2 separate regions of the Homo sapiens genome follow, and region 2 is linked to region 1. Evidence: chromatin contacts called from ENCODE Hi-C or POLR2A ChIA-PET data. All regions are on one chromosome and are shown on one strand. Each heading gives the region's core, a stretch centred on a gene start or an enhancer-like site at or near the end of the contact. The rest is flanking DNA. Distances are from core to core; before and after follow the strand shown. Region 1 holds the start of HCG20 (HLA complex group 20). Region 2 overlaps LOC100287329 (a long non-coding RNA gene).

Region 1 (5,291 bases), core at 2,057-4,556:
AGAGACAGAGAGCATGACTGCAGGTAAAAGAAGCAATAAGCACACATGAAGGCCTGAAGCTGGACGGAGTTCTGGCGAGGAGAATGCCAGATGGAAATCCACCGGAATGTAATGTTAGCTAATTTGGGTTATGGAATTATTGGTGCTTTTTATTCTCTTTTGTGTATATTTTGCATATTACAGATTTCCCACAACAAACATGTACTATTTTAATCATGGGGGTTGGGGGGGGCATTGCTAGTTTTAACAAAATAATAAAGGATGTGGGGAGCATGGGTGTCTGGAGGAGGGGTGCATTCCAGAGGGATTGATGACACGAGCGGTGACTAAGTCCTGCATGGGGGAGGGCAGGAGGCCCATCAGTGGGGCTGGAACAAAGCAGCAAGGATGACTCACAAAAGACACAGCCGAAGCCAGTGCATCAGGGCCCGTGGAGGTGAGGCTGGGGAGTCGGAGGTGATATGAGAAGTCGCAGGGAGCTACTGTCAGACCAACTAGGCAGGGACAGCCTACACCTGAGTAGAGGAGAGGATGAGGAACCAGAGAGAAAAAGCTCCCCTCAGCAGTCCCTGTGGGGCTGGTACAGGACCTTGGGAACCTGGTAAGGGCAGAGTCCTCCTTGTTACTTTCCAGGCACGAAAGGGTTAGATTGTCCCGTGCTTTCTGCCCCCACAGCGGAAGTGGAAGCTGTGGTTTCCAAAGGCCCTTCCTGATCTGCAATCTCTGAGAAATCAACTAAAGAGATAAAGTCAAAGGTTGGTTGGTGGTGTGCAGTGGGCGCGGGGGTGGATCACAGGCAGGAGTTGGAAAATTGAGGCCTGATGCAAGCTCTAAGATCCGCCCCCACCCACTCCTGATCATGAGTGATAAGCACCCCACCACCCACTCTGCCACTTGGCCGGGATTTCCCCGGAGCCTGTGAAGTATTCCCAGGGCTGGGATGTGACTTGGGAGGAGGTGGTAATTGGCTCCTTTCTCCGCTCTGAGCTGGGCCTCCAGGAACTGCCTCCACCACGTCCCCCTTCCCCTCCAGGGGAGTTACTCAGCACAGTCTGACTGCTCCACCTGAACCCTCCTTAGCATCACCCACTCACCTCACACTCCTGACCCAGGTGCTGCCTGCTCATAGCCAGGGCACAGAGATGAGGAGCAACTTCATCCCAGTCTTCTACCCAGCCCCAAAGCTGAATTCCGCAACAGGACCTGGTCCTGACCCTGCTCCCATGAAGAGATGCAAAATCACACTAAATCTTCATGTTAAATCATCATATGTATCAAATGCCAACCAGTCAGTAAGCAGCCGAGGGCACGCTGTCCACAGCCCTACAGCTAGGCCTGTGCTGCTACCAGGGTGCAGAGGCAGGGGCCTTGAAGAAACAGCCCCAGCCCCTAGGAATGCTATTTGCTGTTGGAGACAACAAGTTCTTAATAAAAGCCACATCAACCCAGAAGACCTGAGTCATCTGAGAGAGACCATTTGCGCCTCTAAGCCTCAGTTTCTTCAATTGTGAAATGGTAATGACAGCTAGTTTAGAATTAAATGATGCCGTGTATGAAAAATAGATGAGAGACTTAGAAGGATCCCGTCCTTCCACAGATACTTATTCCTGGGCCAATGCTCAGGATATAAAGATAAAGTAAACAAACGTAACAGGCCTGATCCCTGCCCTCAAGAGGTTCCTCAAGTTGCTGTTATTGTTGACCCAATGACAGCTAAATAAATGAAGGCCACTCATAAAAAGCAAATGGAGGCTCCGATAGAGTGTGGCCGATGGTATTTTCCAAAGTTGGGTGCCCCTTTCCACTTGCTCTCCTTGTCCCATGACTGACACTCCAGGTAGGGGCCATGTTCCCTCTCTTTGAATGGGAGCGGGGCTGTGACTACTCTGACCAATAGGGTAGGAGGGAGGTGATGCAGATCAAAAAAAGATGAGGTTATAAAAAGAATGCAGCTGGGCACAGTGGCTCACACCTGTAATCCCAATACTTTAGGAGGCTGAGATGGACAGATTGCTTGAGCCCAGGAGTTGGAGACCAGCCTGGGCAACATAGTGAGACCCTGTCTCTACAAAATAATGATAATAATAATACAAAAATCAGCCAGGCATGTTGGCAGTAGCCCCAGCTACCAGGGAGACTGAGGCAGGAGGATCACTTAAGCCTGGGTAGTCAAGGCTGCAGTGAACCATGACTGCACCACTGCACTCCAGCCTGGGCAACAAGAGTGAAACTCCGCCTCAAAAAAAAAAAAAGCAGTTCATGCCTGGTTCCCTCACAGCAACCCAGCCACTATGCAAGAGAAACTCTAACTAGACCACAGGTAGAAACCCTGAGGTCCCTGAGCTAACTGCCAGCATCCACTGCAAAGTGTCTGCAGACGATTTCAGTCCCCCAGCTTTCGAGTCTTCCAGCTGCAGCCCCAGATAACATGGAGCAGAGACAAGCCATCCCCACTGCGGTGTGTCCAAATTCCTGGCCCACAGAATCCGTGAACGTAATAAAGGGTTGTCTCATGCCACAAAATTTTGAGGCAATTTGTTGGACAACAAAAAATAACCAGAACACAGAGGACAAGCCAGAATGAGCAGCACATAAGTCGAAGGAGAAAGTACCCTAGAGGTGTTAAGAGTTAGTCAGAATGGAAGGACATTAACTGTGGAAAGCATTACTAGACCTCACGTCACCATATGGTTTTGTACTCTGTCCTGCTGTGAAACTCTTCCTTCAAAGGCCACCAGCAACCCCCAAAGTGACAAATATACAAATTCCCTCTTGTTTAAACTATCATCTAGGCCTGCGCCATGGCTCACACCTATAATCCCAAAACTTTGGGAGGCTGAGGCAGCAGGATCATTTGAGCCCAGGAATTTGAGACCAGCCTGGGCAACACAGTGAGACCCCCAGTCTCTAAAAAAATGTTTAAAAAATTGGCTGGGAGTGGTGACATACACCTGTAGTATCAGCTACTCAAGAAGCTGAGGTGAGACGATCTCTTGAGCCTGGGAGGTCAAGGCTGCAGAGAGCTATGATCATGCCACTATACTCCAGCCAGGGTTACAGAGCAAGACCCTCTCTCCAAACAAACAAACAAACAAACAAACAAAAAAACCCTCACAAACAAACAAACAAAAAACCCTATCATCTGTGCGCCGAAGTCCCCCACTCCAATAGCTACATACCTAGTCCTATCTTTTCACCTGAACTCCTGTCTTGTAGCTCCAATTTCCCGCAGTCACATGCCAGTTCCTTATTTCTTTGCCACCTCAAATCCAACACAACCAAAATGGATTCACTATCATGGACACTGTTTGGGCTCAGGTCCTTTTCACCAGTGAGTCCACTCACTTTCCAGCTTTTGGGAATATCAGCTGATAACCACACACAATTGTCCCCTTTTCTGGAGAATTGCCCTGGGCCAAACAGGAGCCAAGCCCTCCTCCCTTGCACACACTCTGGACAGACTCCCAGTGGCTGCCTGACCTTAAAGCAGATCTACAAAACGCCAGCCCCCATGCCTCCAAGTGCAATTGACTGGTGCAATTTGCTGCCCTGAGCTTCCCCATGAGCTCAGGCTGAAGCTCACATCCTTGCTTAGCCTTTTTCCCTTCCCTATCCTGTTTTCTTCAGTCTTTCTCCTGAGAGCCTCCCGCAGTGTATCTCTTGAACAAAAGTCCCCACCCCAGGTTCTGCTTCAAGGTAGCCCAATCTAAAACACCTGCTGCCGAGTGCAGTGGCTCACACCTGCAATCCCAGCACTTTGGGAGGCCAAGGTGGGCAGATTGCTTTGAGCTCATGAGTTCAAGACCAGCCTGGAGACAGGCTGGACACAGCAAAATCTTGCCTCTTCAAAAGATACAAAAAAAAAATTAGCCTAGCTTTGTGGCATGCGCCTGTAGTCCCAGCTACTTGGGAGGCTGAGACAGGAGGATCGATCGCTTGAGCCCAGGAGGCAGAGGTTGCAGAAAGCTGAGATTGCACCACTGCACTTCAGCCTGAGTGACAGAGGAAGACCCTGTCTCGAAATAAAATAATAATAATAATAGGCCGGGTGCCGTGGCTCATGCCTGTAATTCCAGCACTTTGGGAGGCCAAGGTGGGCGGATCACTTGAGGTCAGGAGTTGGAGATCAGCCTGGCCAACATGGTGAAACCCCGTCTCTAGTAAAAATAAAGAAATTAGCTGGCCATGGTGGCACATACCTGTTACCCCAGCTACTCGGGAGGCTGAGGCAGGAGAATCACTTGAATCTGGGAGGCAGAGGTTGCAGTGAGCTGAGATTGCACCATTGCACTCCAGTCTGGGCAACAAGAGCAAAACTCCATCTCAAAAAAATAATAATAATAAATAAAACACCAACCAAGCCAAGTTTACTTTGTTTACCCTGTTGCTATGAGACCTGTCTCTCATCACCCCAGCCTACAACTCCCTTTCAGACCAGCCATCAGTTTGAATACATTTTCTAGCAAATGCCTCTCATTCTTCCTCCTCATTCCCATTGTCCCCATGTAATCACTGTTCAGGAAGTCAGGGACCCCAAACGGAGGGACCAGCTGAAGCCATGGCAGAAGAATGTGGATTGTGAAGATTTCATGGACATTTATTAGTTCCCCAAATTAATACTTTTATAATTTCTTATGCCTGTCTTTACTGCAATCTCTAAACATAAATTGTGAAGATTTCATGGACACTTATCACTTCCCCAGTCAATACCCTTGTGATTTCCTATGACTGTCTTTACTTTAATCTCTTAATCCTGTCATCTCGTAAGCCAAGGAGGATGTATGTCGCCTCAGGACCCTGTGATAATTGCATTAACTGCACAAATTGTAGAGCATATGTGTTTGAACAATATGAAATCTGGGCACCTTGAAAAAAGAGCAGGATAACAGCAATGTTTAGGGAACAAGAGAGATAACCTTAAACTCTGACCGCCGGTGAGCTGGGCGGAACAGAGCCATATTTCTCTTCTTTCAAAAGCAAATGGGAGAAATATTGCTGAATTCTTTTTCTCAGCAAGGAACATCCCTGGGAAAGAGAATACACGCCTGGGGGTGGGTCTCTGAACTGGCCCCCCTGGGCGTGGCCATCTTCTATGGTCGAGGCTGTAGGGGTGAAATAGACCCCAGTGTCCCATAGCGCTCCCAGGCTTATTAGGAAGAGGAAATTCCTGCCTAATAAATTTTGGTCAGACCAGTTTCTCTCAAAACCCTGTCTCCTGATAAAATGTTATCAATGACAATTGTGCCAGAAACTTCATTAGCAATTTTAATCTCGCCCCGGTCCTGTGGTCC
Region 2 (5,291 bases), core at 1,607-4,106, 800 kb before region 1:
GGCTTCCACAGAACAGATTTATATAACCCCAAATAAACACACATTCCAGGATCAATGTGGCAGACACCTTCCAAAGTTTTCTACAAAGGAAGTTTCAGAATTCCACATGGGTGAGGCTTAAGGGTGGTGACTTAGGGTGGGGTGGGGACAGCTAAGGGACTTGTTCTGAAGCTGCATTTGCAGAGCCAATACATTATTTTAAAATTGTTCCAGGCCTGGTGCAGTGGCTCACACCTGTAATCCTGGCACTTTGGGAGTCTGAGGTGGGCGGATTACTTGAGGTCAGGAGTTTGAGACCAGCTGGCCAACATGGTGAAACCCCATCTCTATAATAAATACAAAAATTAGCCAGGCGTGCTGGTGCGCATCTGCAGTCCCAGCTACTCGGGAGGCTGAGGCTGGAGAATTATTTGAACCTGGGAGGCGGAGGCTGCAGTGAGTCAAGATCGCACCACTGTATTCCAGCCTGGGGGACAGAGCAAGACTCTGTCTCAAAAAAAAAAAAAAAAAGTTTCCAAAATTTTTTTCCTTTTTATTGATATGTAACTTAGGTATGAGGTGGACACCTCTTAAGTGTACAGCTGATGAATTTTTCCATCTGTATGTAGCCACCACCCAGCTCCACGTATTTTCAGGTCCCCAGCAGGTTCCCTCATGCCCCCTCCCTGCTGATACCCTCCAAAGATAACCAACCACTCTCTCACTTTTATCACCATAGATTATTTCCTCCTGGTTTGGGGCATCATATAAATGAAATCACACAGAATGTACTCATTTCTGTTTGACTTCTTTCAGTCAGCATTATGTTTGTGAGATTCATATACGTGGTTGTATGTATCAGTAATGTTTTTAAAAAAAATTATGATGTAATATTCTATTGTATCAATATATTCTAATATATTCTGTTGATGGGGATTTGGTTTGTTTCTAGTTTTTGTCTAACACAAAAAATGTCTAACACGAACATTCTCATACATGAGCCCATTTTCACTTAGCTTGCAAGTTACAAGGTTTAAAAAAAGCAGTTTCTAAAGATGACTTTATTCACTTTTCCTAAGTTTGAGATAATACCAACTTGTCACCTCAAATATTATTACTGCTACTGATGTGATTTTACTTGGAGAGTGTTAGAGGGGTTGGAGCTGGGGCTGGTGGTGACCCGGGGTAAAGCCCACTGTTGCATGGGGCAGACCACTTCTCTCCCCAGGCACAAGGTCCCTGAGGGGTCTTGGTGTAACATGGAGGGACATGTAAGTAACATTCTGGGTGTGTATGAGCTATTTCTCCTGTTCTTCTCTACTTGAGGACCTGCCCCTTTGCCTTTTATGCTTTACTAGTCTTAGCTATTATTTCTGTAGGGGCAGAAAGGGGTGATCCCTTCCTGACCCATCATAAGGGTTATGGCCAATACTCCTATAATAAAAGACAGATTAACAAGAGAAAAGCATAATACATTTATTTAATCAAAGTTTTAGGTGACATGGGAGCCTTCAGAAATGAAGACCCAAGGACCCAGGGGAAAACTATTTTTATGCTTAGATTTGATGAAGAATGAACAGCTGTGCAGAAATGTAATTGAACAAAAGGAGTATCATCTAATGGTCACAGACTGGGACTGGGGGGATCCCAGCAAGGCCTGGCCATATTCTTCTTGGTCTCTCTGTACAGCATTCCTTCCTCCCAGGTATAGGGCAGAACCTCTTCTGGAATGAGGGTCTTATAACCTACTATCAGATGAGATAGGTCAGAAAATTTCTTTTCCTTTTTTTTTTTTTTTGAGACAGTTTCTCACTGTCGCACAGGCTGGAGTGCAGTGGCACGATCTTGGCTCACTGCAACCTCTGCCTCCCAGGTTCAAGCTATTCTCCTGCCTCAGCCTCCCGAGTAGCTGGGATTACAGGCACACGCCACCAAGCCCGCCAAATTTTTTTTTGTATTTTTAGTAGAGACGGGGTCTCACCATGTTGGCCAGGTTGGTCTTGAATTCCTGACCACAGGTGACCCACCAGCCTTGGCCTCCCAAAGTGCTGGGATTATGGGCGTGAGCCACTGCGCCCAACCTTCTTCTCATTCTTTTAACCTTATTATCTCTTGTGTCAGTGTGGGTTTCCCTTTTAGCCCCTGCTCCTTTCTTTTTCTCTGTGTTGCCCTTTCTCTCAGGGTCCTTTTTGCTTCCTGTTGTCTCTTTCTGCTTCTCTAATGGTATGAGCTGATGGACTGGGACCCCAGCTGAGCTATATTAAAATATAAAATGTTATTACAAGGCCAGGAGCAGTGGCACATGCCTGTCATCCCAGCACTTTGGGAGGCTGAGGCGAGCAGATCACAAGGTCAGGAGATAGAGACAATCCTGGCTAATACGGTGAAACTCCATCACTGCTAAAAATACAAAAAATTAGCCGAGCATGGTGGCACGCGCCTGTAATCCTAGCTACTAGGGAAGCTGAGGCAGGAGAACTGCTTGAACCCAGGAGGCGGAGGTTGCAGTGAGCCGAGATCGTGCCACTGCCCTCCAGCCTGGGCAACAAAGTGAGACTCCATTTCAAACAAACAAACCAAAAAACAAAACAAAACAAAACAAGCAAACAAAAAAAGGTATTGCAATTAACAGTGAGACACAGAGAGAAATTTAAATTAAAGAGGAAGAATGGGACATTGAAAGACAAAAAAGGGAAGGCAAGAAGGGTGATGGGGAGACATGAGAGACACAGAGGAAGGAAGGGTAAGACTGGGCTGAGGCTCAGTGTCACGTGCATGTGAGATATGCGAAGGATGCTCCTTGAGATGGGCCAATCTTGGTTTCAATCTCAGTTTCGGAGGTTGTATGAATTTGGTTTCTTTCTTGGGCAGGCCAGCAGTTGGTTTGGGACTTTCCCTGGGTGGGAGAGCTGATGACTGGAGTCTTGTGCCCCAGACTCAGGGAAATACAGTCTTTATAGTGGTCTTTGTGGAGAAACTAGTGAAATCTCTGAAGCCTCCAAATGAGACTGAAATGACATTAGCTTCAAACTTGAACTTAGCCTCAAAACCTGAATTGGGATTTAATACCAACATCAACCCTAACCCAAATTTAACCTCAACCCAAATCACAACTCAAACTCAACCCCAACTGTAACCCTAACCTTAAATCTAAACACATCCCAATTAATAACCCCCTAAATAAAACTTCTCCTCTACCCCAACCCAACCCTGTTTCTAGGGCTAATCTTGAAACCAGTTTACCACCACTCCTAACACTAAACTTAAATCTGACTCTAAATGTAAGTCCAATCTGAGCCACAAGCCTAAAGTTGAACTTTATCCTGCTTTATGAATTATTCATCCATTCCTCCATTTAGTGAGTATCTGCGTGCCTAACACATGCTGGGCATTGTCCTAAGGCAGGAGGGACATGGAGGCAAAGGGATCAGAGAAGGTACCAGCACCTGTGGAGCTTGTATTCCAGTGAGGCCAGACGGAAAAGAAAGAAACTGAAGAAGAAATTGGTACTATGAGAAAATAAGACAGGCTGATGTTGTAAGAGTGGCAGGGAGCTACTTTTAAATACAGTAGTCAGCAAAATCCTCTTTGAGTGTTTGGGTGGCACTGGAGCTGAGACCCAAATGACAAAAAATAGTGACCAGGTAAAAGTTTGGGAGCAAAGCATTTCAGGTAAAGGGAGCAGCTACTGCAAAGGCTGGAAGGCGGAACCAAGCTGGGGGTGTTGACGACAAACAGAAGGCCAGTGTGGCTGGAGCAGAGAGAGAGACTGGGAGGCGGGTGGGAGATGAGGTCAGAGAGGAGGGCAGGGGCCAGGTCATGCAGGGCCATGCAAGAAGGGTAAAGCCTCTAGATTTCATCCAGCCACAGGAAGCCTTTAAAGGTCGTCAGAGTGTGTGGTGCGTGCATGCGTGCGTGTGTGTGTGTGTGTGTGTGTGTGTGTGTGTTGCAGGGGAGAGAGGGGGAGGGAGAGAGAGAGAGAGAGAGAAAGAGGGAGGTGAGCAGAGGTGATTGGATTTTTTTTTCTTTTGACATGGTGTCTTGCTCTGTGGCCTAGGCTGGAGTGCAGTGGCACCATCATAGCCCACTGCAACCTCAAAACCATGGGCTCAAGTCATCCTTCCACCTCAGCTTCCCAAGTATCTAGGACTACAGGTGTGTGCCACTGTGCCTGGCTAATTTTAAAAAATATTTTAAAATTTTTGTTGAGACAGGGTCTATGCTGCTCAGGCTGGTCTCGAACTCCTGGTTTCAAGTGATCTGCCCATCTTGGCCTCCCAAAGTTTTTTTTTGTTTGTTTGAGAGGCGGTTTCGCTCGTTGCCCAGGCTGGAGTGCAATGACTGATCTCATCTCACTGCAACCTCTGCCTCCTGGGTTCAAGCGATTCTCCTGCTTCAGCCTCCCAAGTAGCTGGGATTACAGGTGCATGCCACCATTCCCGGCTAATTTTTTGTATTTAGTAGAGATGGGGTTTCACCATGTTAGTCAGGCTGATCTCAAACTCCTGACCTCAGGTGATCCGCCTGCCTCAGCCTCCCAAAGTTTTGGGATTACAGGTGTGAGCCACCATGCTGGGCCAGCCTCCCAAAGTTTTGGGATTACAGGCATGAGTCACCACACTGGCCCTGGATTTTTTTTCTTTCTTTTTTTTGGAGACGGAGTCTCACTCTGTTGCCCAGGCTGGAGTGCAATGGCGTAATCTCAGCTCACTGCAACCTCTGCTGCCCGGGTTCAAACGATTCTCCTGTCTTAGCCTCCTGAGTAGCTGGGATTATAGGTGCATGCCACCATGCCTGGCTAATTTTTGTACTTTTAGTAGAGAAAGTACACCATCTTGGCCAGGCTGGTCTCGAACTCCTGACCTCAGGTGATCCACTTGCGTCGGCCTCCCAAAGTGCTGGGATTACAGGCGTGAGACACCGCACCCAGCCTTTTTTTTTTTTTTTTTTCTTTTAAGACAGAATCGCTCTGTCACCCAGGCTGGAGTGCAGTGGCACAATCTCGGCTCACTGCAACCTCTGCCTCCCAGGTTTAAGCAATCCACCTATGTCAGTCTCCCAAGTAGCTGGGATTATAGGTGCATGTCACCATGCCTGGCTAATTTTTGTACTTTTAGTATAGAAAGTACACCATGTTGGCCAGGCTGGTCTTGAACTCCTGACTTCAAGTGATCCGCCTGCCTCAGCCTCCCGAAGTGCTGGAATTACAGACATGTGCCACTGCACCCGGCCTGGTTTTTTTTTTCTAAGAGATGGAGTCTCACTTTTCTGCCCAGGTTGGAGTGCAATGGCACCATCATAGCTCACTGCAG

The links. Hi-C counts contacts between places; a loop is a spot of excess contacts on that map. ChIA-PET counts read pairs that join two places held with the same protein, here RNA polymerase II (POLR2A). Pooled maps may share reads with other maps.
Region 2: a map with no recorded cell type shows a loop between it and region 1 (4-fold over the local background). The contact joins the enhancer-like site here to the promoter of HCG20 in region 1. A Hi-C loop is called at or near these places in 4 of 37 single-sample maps with no recorded cell type and 3 of 50 pooled maps. POLR2A ChIA-PET finds 5 or more read pairs at or near these places in 1 of 52 experiments (GM12878).

Annotation. Positions count from the first base shown.
Region 1 is chr6:30,764,840-30,770,130 of GRCh38, reverse strand. HCG20 (HLA complex group 20) reads right to left here and starts at 3,306. Exons shown (of 4, transcript NR_138037.1): 1 at 3,180-3,306. RefSeq lists enhancers at 1-429, 430-961, 1-1,045 and a silencer at 817-996.
Region 2 is chr6:31,566,281-31,571,571 of GRCh38, reverse strand. All of the region lies in intron 1 of LOC100287329 (a long non-coding RNA gene), which reads left to right. It also overlaps a transcript of LTA not described here. Among named protein-coding and RNA genes, the nearest start is that of LTA, 3.4 kb to the left of the region's middle. Within about 2 kb of position 2,856, at least 7 of the 41 ENCODE cell types and tissues checked have a DNase peak (open chromatin) inside an H3K27ac peak, as active enhancers do.